Regions from separate parts of the Homo sapiens genome. Here region 1 is linked to region 2. A link is a loop called in an ENCODE intact Hi-C map of the cell type or tissue named here. Cell type or tissue: IMR-90. All regions are shown on one strand. Links, peaks and the distances in the headings refer to the core of each region. The heading gives the core; the rest is flanking DNA.

What was found. Peaks named below come from ENCODE experiments on the same cell type or tissue, not always from the same donor. Only the 100,000 strongest peaks of a DNase experiment are listed, where the experiment ranks them.
Region 1: it touches region 2 in a loop (13-fold over the local background); 1 of 110 quality-filtered maps calls a loop at or near these places.

Annotation. Positions count from the first base shown.
Region 1 is chr14:74,498,129-74,503,437 of GRCh38, forward strand. LTBP2 (latent transforming growth factor beta binding protein 2) reads right to left here. Exons shown (of 36, transcript NM_000428.3): 33 at 5,091-5,258; 34 at 4,525-4,806; 35 at 3,313-3,462; 36 at 55-2,901. The coding sequence ends at 2,756. Among named protein-coding and RNA genes, the nearest start is that of ISCA2, 7.0 kb to the left of the region's middle. RefSeq lists enhancers at 1,976-2,971, 4,381-5,075 and a silencer at 2,658-2,952. In IMR-90, for the core only: CTCF peaks have their summits at 3,222 (motif pointing right) and 4,198 (motif pointing right); a DNase peak (open chromatin) is centred at 3,253.
Region 2 is chr14:74,668,356-74,673,732 of GRCh38, forward strand. It overlaps AREL1 (apoptosis resistant E3 ubiquitin protein ligase 1), which reads right to left. Exons shown (of 20, transcript NM_001039479.2): 10 at 4,722-4,863; 11 at 4,476-4,597; 12 at 3,053-3,128; 13 at 2,407-2,516; 14 at 1,592-1,771; 15 at 1,294-1,419. Among named protein-coding and RNA genes, the nearest start is that of AREL1, 42 kb to the right of the region's middle. In IMR-90, for the core only: no CTCF peak of the experiment used is centred there; DNase peaks (open chromatin) are centred at 2,566 and 3,646; H3K27ac peaks cover 711 bases.

The DNA of each region.
Region 1 (5,309 bases), core at 310-5,309, 170 kb before region 2:
AGTCAGATAAATATATAAAGAGAAGGAGCATTTAAGCAATCTTTGGCCAGCAACTGTATTTAAAAATATTTTATTTTTTTTGAATAGGTGATACATATGGTACAAAATTCAAAAAAATACAAAAGGAGATACAGTGAAAAGTCTCCCAATCCTGTACCTATCCACCCTGTCACCCTCCCCACAAACCACCATTGGTTCTAAGAATTTATCCTGCAGATGTAATCCCATAAATTAATGTGAAATATGCACAAGAATATTCATTACAGCATTATTTATAGCAAAAGACAGGAAACAATGGAAACGTCTGTCAGTGAGGGACTGATTAAATAAATTATGGTTTATCCATTCAATGGAATAGTATACAGCTGTAAAATGAAATGAGGCAGCTCTAATTGCAAGTATAAAAAAAAAGCAAAGTGCAGAACAGCATGCATAGTATGCTATTTGTATTTTAAACAAAGGAAATATGTATATATGCATACAATATCTCAAGGTTGGCAGGAAGGTGGAGATTGGAGTGTTGTGGGGGCAGTGGGAACAGCAGTTACGAAGGTGTAGTGCCAGCAGGATATATTTGGGGGATGGTAAGTTCTCCGATGGTGAGGTATAAGGCGGAGTGGCAAGGATGAGGTGAACAGACAACCGCTTCTCTTTCCCCATTCTTTAGACAAATAGTGTTATGTTACATGCTGTTATGCAACCCTCCCTTTTCCCCTTAATTTGTTTTGGATATCTTTCTTAAGGAATTTAGAGCCACCTTTTTTAAGGGTTCCATAGCAATTAATTGTTTCTAATCTTTAGCTATTACAAATGATGCAGTAATAACTTCTTACGTATGTCATTTTATATCTGGTGAAAATATATCTGAAGGTTAAGTTCCTAGAAGTGGAAACTACTGGATCAAAGAGTTAGTGCTTTTATAATTTTGAAGGACATTGCCATATTGTCCTCTTCAATATGTACTTCTGTCAGCTGTTATGAGAGTACCTATTTCCCACATGCTTGCCAGCTAGGAGTCTTAACAAGCTTTTTGATCTTTGCCAATCTGACAGTTTTAAAAAGGATCTCAGTATGGTTTTAAGTTGCATTTCTTTTATTATGAGTGAAAGAATATTTTTACATGCGTAAGAGTGACTTATTTTTGTCTGCTGAAAACATCTCAATTAGTATAGGGACCTAGAGCAAATTATTTAAGCTTTCTATGTCTCAGTTTCCTCACCTGTAAATTGAGAATAAACAATAGTAAGTAGGATTATTGGATAATTAAATGAAATGTATGTATGGCACTCAGCACAGTGCCTGGCACATGGCAAGCATTCAATAAGTTATGTGATGGCTAACAATCAGAGGAGCAGGTAGGACAGGGCAGATTAAATTAAGAAAGTAGCATTCACTTCCATGCTCCAGTCACATGGAGCCTTGTTCATTTACATTGCCATTCATCAGAGAAGTACGAAGTCAGAGCTTTCCTTGTCTTTTAATAGTAAAGAGTCATTTCCCATTGGAACCCATCATAGGCTATCAGCAGAGCTGGCCAGGGAGTAGGCACAGCCTCATCTCTAATATTTAGACTTAGCCAACATGGTAAAGAAATTTAATCTGATATGAAATAAAAACAACAGAAGAGACCAGATGCACATTTCTTTATTCCACCATGGTTCTGAACTCCCAGCTAGTTTGGGTTGGAGTGAGTCTCTGCTTGTAAACTCAGAGGAATGCCTGCCATCGTTTTCTGAAGGGAAAGGGCAGGGGTTTCTGAGTGGAGGGGAAAAACAACATTGGAAATCTGGCTGCTTCTGAACAAGACCACACTGGAAAATAGACTTTTTACTTTTAGCACATCAAACTGGTTTTCACAAAAGGAGATCCCAGAAGAGGTTTGTTTCCTGTAAGAAGCAGTGTTTATGTAATAGAGGTCTTTGTAGATGGGTGCTGTATCCCATGGCAGCCCTTGCTGCTGGTGCCCACAGGCTATCACTGGGCGGATTCAGCTACTGAATATTTTCTTTAGACGTATAAAGCCTTGGCTCCCCTTTCTCATCAACTCCACGTATTTTTCATCATGTCCTCTTGCTGCTTTCTCAGGCTCTTTGTTCTTCTTCATTTGTGTCTCTTACATTCAACAAGCTAATATCAGCCTTGCTTCTCTGAGTGAAGGGATCTTCTGCCACTCCTTGGGGTCAGAGAATGGGCTACAGGATGGAGGTGTGGCAAAATCAGGGCCCAGAACAGATTGGCTGAGTGGTGGTGATGGTTCTTAGGAGGGGGCTCTGGAGTCAGTCCCCAAGCTTCCCCAAATCCTTTCTTGCTCCACAGATTCTGAAGGACCTCCCTAGGGCAGATGTAGCCTCTGTCCCAGTTGTGGGATCGTCAGGATGATGGTGGATTGTGGCTGGAAAGGGGTGTCTGCAGTGTGAGGCCATGGGGCCTTGCATGCTCGCACAGCTTGGGAGGGTGGATGAGGGCCATCCTTTGGTAAGCATCCCATAGCAAGGCCAGGAAAGGTGGTGGACAGGGCCTCATGCGGTGGCTGAAGCATTAAAGCGATTGGTGGTGCTTGAGCCAAGCAAGGGCATGGAGGCAATGACCGAAGCTTACAGCCAGAGGCTAAGCTGGGAGAGATGAAAGCAGGCAAGGCTGATTGGAAACCTCTGGCCTGATGTCACGGTGTCTTCCCAGCTAGGAAATCATCCTCAAGGCCCCTGCCTGTGACTGGAGGCCATTTCCAGGTAGTTGCCACACTGACCCCTGACTGCTACTCCTTGGCAGTGCAGTGGGGGGGCCCTGCCTCAGCCACATATCCCGGGGAGCAGTGGCAGCGGTAGGAGCCCTCTGTGTTCTCGCAGTAACCATGGACACAGAGCACAGCAGGCCCGTTCAAGTCATCACACTCATTCACATCTAAGAGGAAACAAAGGAGAGTGCTGTAGGGAGCCCAGGTGCCTCTGCTGGCTGCCTCCACCTCTCTGGTTAGTAAGCCCTGGCCACTGCCCTAGAGTGAAACCCTAAGTGTGACAGCCAGAGGCTGAAGTCACTTCCCAAAACCAAGCAACTCAAGGACAAAGCAGGGGGCAGCAAGCTCATACCATGCCCAAGACCGTGCTCTCTTGTCCTTGTCTTTTGTCTGGGAACCTGCACGGAAGGGGCTTTCTAAAGCACATAATTAAACCTTCCTTTGGCGCTTTCTTCCCTTCCAGCCTGATGCAGACAGCCCCACTAGGAGGCAGCAGTGGCTCTTCCAGCCTTCCTGAGTTCAGGCGTCTCTGTGGGCAGTGGGCCAGCCTGACTCCTCCATCAGAATTCTGCACTTACCTACGCAGGCCATGTGGGCCGCATCCAGCTGGAAGCCCTCAAAACAGTCACAGGTGTAGCCCTCCCGCACGCGCACACAGCGGCCATTCTCACAGCCGTTCAGGATGCCGCACTCCTCCGCCTGAAGCCCTTCGAAGCCGGCTGGGGGCTCTGGGAGGAGGAAATCGGAGAGAGGAGGAGGCTGAGGGCTGTGTCCAGACTCTCCCTAATGCTGGGACCCTCGCCCTTCTGGACAAAGGGTGCCCCTGTGGAACTGTGGGGGTGGGGGCAGAGAGGATCATAAAATTCTTGTGGAAAGATGCTAGAACAAAAGGCAGTACTCTTGAAAAAAAAAGTATGTGTCATTTTAGATGGGGAGAGGTGCTCTGGGCTTCAAATGAGGGCTCCAGGGAGGCTGAGACTCGCTGCTTCCACAATGCCCGGCTCCTGCTGGGGTTTGGGTGGTCGAGGAGTGTGTTGCTACATAGTTTTTGGGTTTGGGCGTGGGGAAGGGGTGAGGTGTTTTGTTTAAACCTTCACATCGTGTTTTTGGGAAGTGGGGAACAATTGGTAGCAGAGGGGCCTCACTCAACACAAAGCAAAACATTGACCAGATCTACCTAACCCTCTTCACTCCCTAAGCACCCCTCCACCCCATGGAAAAGGCCACACCCTACCCAGAGGTATGGTTTTAGTCTGATGTGGTAGCTTTGCCTGTGGTGGGTACCGTGTGCATGGCACAGTGCTAGGCTTGACTTCCTCATTAGACTCCAAGGCCTGAGTGTTTGGATCGCACCATTCACAAACCGAGTCATCACGGTGGGCCTTTAAAGTCCTTAGAAAACCTTAATCCACACTTCAGGTCACAAGTGTGAATGCTGGGTGTCCTTAGAGCAGGTTATTCTGCAGCCTGTAGGTGGCGTGGAGGGAGAAAAAGACTGCAGTGAACAGCTTTCTCTCTCTCTCTCAGTCCCCACAGGAAGCTTGTAGGTTGGGACAGGGGCAGTGTCCTGTACCTTTTTGTGTCCCTGTGATAGTTTATGACGGAGTTGTTAGGGTCGGACCTGGGCGTATGTACTTGTCTCAAGCGAGCCGTGAACGGGGACCTCTGGCTTGGTGTGTCTTTCCCCTTCCCAGTCCTCACCCTGCTGGCAATATGACTAGCAGGTGGAGGAGATGGAAGTGAAACAGCTTTGGTGCCCACCTCTTCCCCAGTTTTGCAGCAACACAGACCTGGATGGCTGGCCACGTAGTGGGGCTGGAGTTCTGAGGGCTGCAAAGGAGACTCAAGGATGGGTGTGCGGTCCGCTGAGTGACCGGCTGTGTTGGGGAAGGCAGGCTCAGGGACGGTGTCCTCGGGGCCCAGGTAGTTGTAGAAGGGGGCCCCATCTGGGCCATAGATGCTGTAGTGCAGGTCATCGGGCCCGGGGCCATACTCATAGCCTGGCCGGAAGTGGACCCCGGCCTCCCGCTCTGCCTCAATGCGAGCCACGTTGCACAGCTGAGCATAGACCTCTGTCAGGGAGGAGGGAGAGAAGGAGCTGGGTTCTAGCTCCTGCCAGCTAAAGCCTGGCTGGCTTTGTCTCTGGGAGCATGCAAGGACTGGTACCCTCTGGGAGATCCTGGCAACATTCCTCTCCCCACCTCTCCCCTGCCCTACTTTGTCCCCAAACAGCAGGGATGGAAGACAGGGCCTTTGCTCTGCTCCTTCTTTCTAGATCCCCAGTTCCAAGGTGAGGGCATCCCCCTCCCTGGGGCCTGGCCCAGCCCTGCAGGGTATCCCCTTTGCTCCCCCTCACCAGAGCTCCTCGGGGGACACAGAGCACACTGCTGGCTCCAGGCCTCGCCGTCCTGGCAGCAGCATTCCGTGTAGGTGGTGCGGTGCCCACGCAGGGGTTCGCTGCACACATCATTGGTGACTTTTTTCCAGCAGATGTCCATGTGGATGTCGTGGTCAGGGAGGTCCTCTGGTGGCACAGGGCACGGAGGCACATGAGCCCCCCAGCCCAGGTACCCTT
Region 2 (5,377 bases), core at 185-5,184:
GATCAGATTTTAAGACAACAGCATGGTAGCAATAGCATGCTACTCCACAGCAGGGATTCTCAATGGATCTAAAAATGTAAAACATTTTTTCTGTTGGTATGCACAATCCTGGATTTTTTTTTTAATGTAAGCATTTCTATCTAGGAGACTGAGAAATAAATTATTAAGATTTAGTATTCATATTAAACACAATTAAAATGAGCACTACCCTGGGTCTGAGGACCCTAATTCAGTGTCCTATTGACTCTAGCTGCCTTACCATGCCAGCTCAGGAAGTTGGGTCTAATCCCATGTGTACAAAGGCAGACAGCTGGGAATCCCATAATTTCCAGAAAGGATATCTGATTATCAGTATAGTGGTACCAATGGTCACAATTTTTCAATCATTCCTATTCTGCTTTTAACTTTAAATTTACTGCAACTTTAGCGTCATCATTATCATTTGATGCTGTTTAACACCACAATGTAAATAGAAGCACATGCATCGGAAATATCTCTGGGCCATCATTTTCTAATAAAAAGTTTTGGTTTTATTATTTTGAGATAGGGTTTTGCTGTGTCACCCAGGCTGGAGTGCAGTGGTGCAATCACAGCTTACTGCAGCCTTAACCTCCTGGGCTCAAGCGATGTTCCAGCTTCAGCGCCCACTTCCTCCCACACTACCCCAGTAGCTAGGACCACAGGCACACGCCACCATACCCAGCTAGATTTTTAAAATCTAAAAGACAGGGTCTTGCCAAAGTTGCCCAGGCTGGTCTTGAACTCCTGGTCTCAAGCCATCCTCCTGCCTCAGCCTCCCAAAGTGTTGCAATTACAGGCCATGAGCCACTGCGCCCAGCCAAAAAGTTTAAAAATACCCAGGCATTGTGTTAAAATAGGAATCACCTACATCACTACTGCAAATGTTGACACAGACACTGCCATCTCTTCCAAATCTGCTTGTACAGTGACACTTCACCATCATTCAGTTATTTTTCAACTGGAAGCAGGACTCGGTGGGATAGATGGAGATATGTGTCTTTTGCTTCACTCAAATGGGCTGAGATCATAAAGCATAGGATGCAATGTCCTAAAGCTGTGCTGTCCAATACAGCAGCTGCTAGCCAAGTGTAGTTATGTAAGTATACATTAACTAAAATGAGAAGTTCACTTATTATGTCACCCACATTTTGGGTGTTTAATAGACAACACAAATATGGAACATTTCCACCACTGCAGAAAGTTCTCTTAGACAGTCCTGCTCTACAGGAAACTGGAGAACATAGGACCCAGAGGCTTTGTCCTCTTTCTCACCTTATCCAATTGACCTGATTTATTATATTTCTCTTCTGCAAAGACCAGCTCCATCTCACTCATGTCATTGTTGAGGATAAAACAAACTTTAGATTTGTAGAATTCTGGGTCATCTGTTTCAAAGTACTGAGGAGGCAGAAAGACACAGAACAGAACATGAATACTCTTGCCCTGAAAGGTGTAACTGCTTAGAACCACTTATCCCTTCAACCTTAAAAATTATTTACAAGCCCAGGAGGAGAGATTTCAGGGTTAATGGCCAGGGGCCTTAGTAGGAAATGCACACCCAAGATGTTACCTTGTAATGCATACGCAGTCCTATGATTTGGGCCAGGAAAGAGCGGGTGAAGCGAGCTCGGACCAACTGCTTGTAGGCTCCTCCTAGAGAGGACTCATAGAGACACTTGCCCACGAGCCGTCCCGCAAACTCATACATTTTCAGGCGCAGATGAGCGGGGCGATTAGGGTTGGGATGCACCTGTCCAAGAAAGAGACTGAAAGGCCCTGGGCCATTTTTCTTCAAGCCCAGTTCTGGAAGGACCCTTCCTTCCCCAACCCCATGCCAAAGGAACAAGATGTCACTGTGAGGATCAGAGCCCATCCAAATGTTAGTTTTTTGGTAGCCACCACTGAGTAATTCAAAGTGACTAGAAGATAAAGGGCAAAGGTGGACATAATTAAGAATCTTATATTAAGTTTGTGGTTAATCAGCAGATGATGTGATGCCTTTTCCCTAAACCAGAACTTCTTTCAGCCAAAGTGTACTTCTCTACTCCTGACACCTTTGTCTAGACAAAGATCTAGTACAGGAATCATTTGCTTCAGGTATGTTTTGAGAAAGAGGCTTAATTATTATAATAATTAGTAGAGTAGACATTATACTATAATGTTTTTAGTCAAATATTCAGCTGCCTGCATTTTTGCTTATTTTACAGATGAAATAATAAAGGCAAAGAGGAGAAAGACAATCTGATTAGCTTATATTTTAAGCAGTAAAATTAAGAATAGGACACAGGTTGTCAGGTTCCCAGATCAGTTTCATAATTTTGAATCCTTGTTAGTCTACCCATGATAACATAATCCACATTTTCCACCCACCCGTCACCAACTCACTAATGCTTGGTTGTTGTCACTGAACCGGGTGAAGAGCTGATTGGTGGTATCAAATAGTGCTTTGCAGATTAGCTCAAACCATTCCCGGCGAGGCCCTCCCCAGTCCAGAGCTGAAAAGCATAATGAAAATAAAAAATGACTCTGCCCTCCCTCCTCTTACCACTTTTGTTTATTGAGTCATCATTTTATACTCTCCACATTCCCTCTATTGTACTACTCTGGTGTTTCTCCGTTGCGACTCATCTAAACTGTGGTCCTTTAGAAATCCCACCCCTTTTTGTAGGATTAATGGTATTCTGATCACTAAGGAAAAGCCCCCTAGTATGGAAACACCAGAGGTCGGAGATCCCAGGAAATGGACATTTCTCTCAAGGTAACCACGGTTCAAACACTTAGAACTCTCTCTCCAAGTCCCTGTATGTCTGTGTACCACAAGCTCCTCAATGCCATCCTGGCCAGTAAATACTACCCTTTTTTTCTTGACTCATGGTTCCCTTTTCCTTGGGGAAAAAAAAACCTAGGTTTTTTTTTTTAGGGAGTGAGTAGGAGGTAAGAGTTGCTTTTTTTTTTTTTTTTTTTTTTTTGTGGAGAAGGTGCGAGTGGGGAGGAGAGTTCAAAAAGATGAATATAAAATTTCAAAACTGACCTTCTTCATCCTGGAAAACAACCTCAAAGTTCTTGCTCCAATCTGAGATGGAGAAATTCCGAGTGGCTTTCAGAGACTGAAAAGAAGTGAAAGGAAGGGAATTGTCAGAACACTGGCTGGTGTCCTCTGGATGTTAAAGACAACACAAGAGCACTGCCATTGTCTGCTGGACTAACTACGACTGCCTGAAGGAGATATGTTACTCATAAACAAGCTTTAATGATACCACCTGACATTTAAAATGCACATAACTTCAAATTTAAAGTTTTAAAAAATAATCTGATTTGCCTTTACATCATCACTTTGTTGGAAAGCTGAAGTTGTTTTTTTCTTTTCCTTTTGTTTTAAACAATCCTTGTTTTAGCAATGAAAACATTCTTGCATAAAGAAGTAAAAAATGACTCAAGTCAGTAAGCTGTAGGCAAAAGAACCAAGGAATCCTGGTTTTCAGCAAAGTATGATCTATCCACTAGACATATTTATCCACAAGGCTAGGTTCAGACAGCGAGCCATGCCACACGGAGAATATGGCTGAGAAAACGGGTTTCCAGTCACACCTACCAGAGCCAAACATCACAAACACTTTCTGGACAGGAACCAAGCCTTCTCATTCCTGGGGAATGTAAGAACTATGCCAGTGTCTGTGCAGTGGAGACAGACACACATCAGGTGTTCCTTTTCCATCAGACCAAAGTGACAACAAAAATCATTTCCTTTTAATTCAACAAGCGCTCTATTCCAGGGATTCAATAACAAGAAGTTTCTTCTGTAATCACTATTTACACCTGCCCTACATGGGAGTTCCAAGGGACCCATTCAGTAGATTTGAAGGCCAGTAAGTAAACTGCTCTTCCCTCGATAACATACCTCCAACAAAACTGCCCCAAATTTAGTAGAATCAAATAGAAGAACAGACATATGTAAAGAGAGAAATTTAGGTTTCAGAAATTTAGTATATCTGTCTTTTATAAGTATATCTGTCTTTTATAAGTATATCTATATCTTTACTTAAACAGAGAAATTTAAGTTTCATGAAAAAGATAACCAGATCAGGCATGGTAGCTCATGCCTGTAATCCCAACACTTTGGGAGGCTGAGGCGGGTGTATCACTTGAGTCCAGGAGTTCGAGACCAGCCGGAGCAATATGGCAAAATCCCATCTTTACAAAAAATACAAAAATTAGCCAGGCATGGTGACACATACCTATAGTCCCAGCTATTTGGGAGGCTGAGTTGGGAGGATCACAGCCCGGGAAGATCGAGGCTGCAGTGAGCCATGATCGCACCTCTGCACCCCAGCCTGGGCAATAGAGTGAGACCCTATCTCCCAAACAAAAACAAAAACAAAAACAGTAACCTGCAGAATATAGACATTCAATTGGAAAACTTTGGTATCTGCTGACAGAGATGAAATTTTACCTACCGATTCCAACAAGGCATGTCTGCTGACCTTCAGGGTGACTTTGGAATGTGGTCTTTTCATATGTACCTGCCGAAGCTCTCGCTGGAAAAAGTTCACCTTGTCCTGAAAGGTCTCAGAGCCTCCTGGGGAACAGCAAGATCCATCATTACAGCCTCATTACAAGCCATCTGTGTAGTCCTGCCTCTCCACCCTCATGGATGTGGCTGGGCTCACTACCTTCCCTATAGAATCCCTGTGTAACCTCACCTATGTTCTTATGCAGGGAGCGGATAAAAGTGGCTGCTAGAATGTTCCTCTCCTTACAGCTGAGCTCCACAGGAGGTTGAATGCCATCATCCACCACCAGTGTGAGCAGCTTATGGACAGGGTCAGGACCAAGGTATGAAAACTGGTAAAGAAAAACAAAGAAATTAATCTATAAAACCCTCAAGGCCAGTAAAAGTCCTCCACAGCTCTATCCTGTGTACCAACCAACAACAATAAGTTAGGCTTGTTTTCTCCAAATGAGGACCTACCAGAAATACATTTCATTATTTTTCCCTTCAGTGATTTACATTTCAACATTTAAAATTATTTTAGTCACAGAGACTGCCTTTAGTTAGGACCACCAGCAAAACTACAGACCTTCTAACATAAAATATAAGAAGGGTGATATGTTAAATAGCAATAAATGGCAATACGGTGATATATTAAATAGCAATAGTAAGGATATATTAAACAGCAATAAATGACTACTCCAAACTGATCAGAAGAAAACTATTTTTATAAAATGGCACATTCTAGCCTTTGGGCAAAAGTTTAGATTCCAGAAGCCCAGAAAAGTTAACAACAAACAAACAATGTATTTTAATATATGAGAGTGGTGCTTCTAAAAGGAGTTAGCTTCAGCACACTGGGAGACC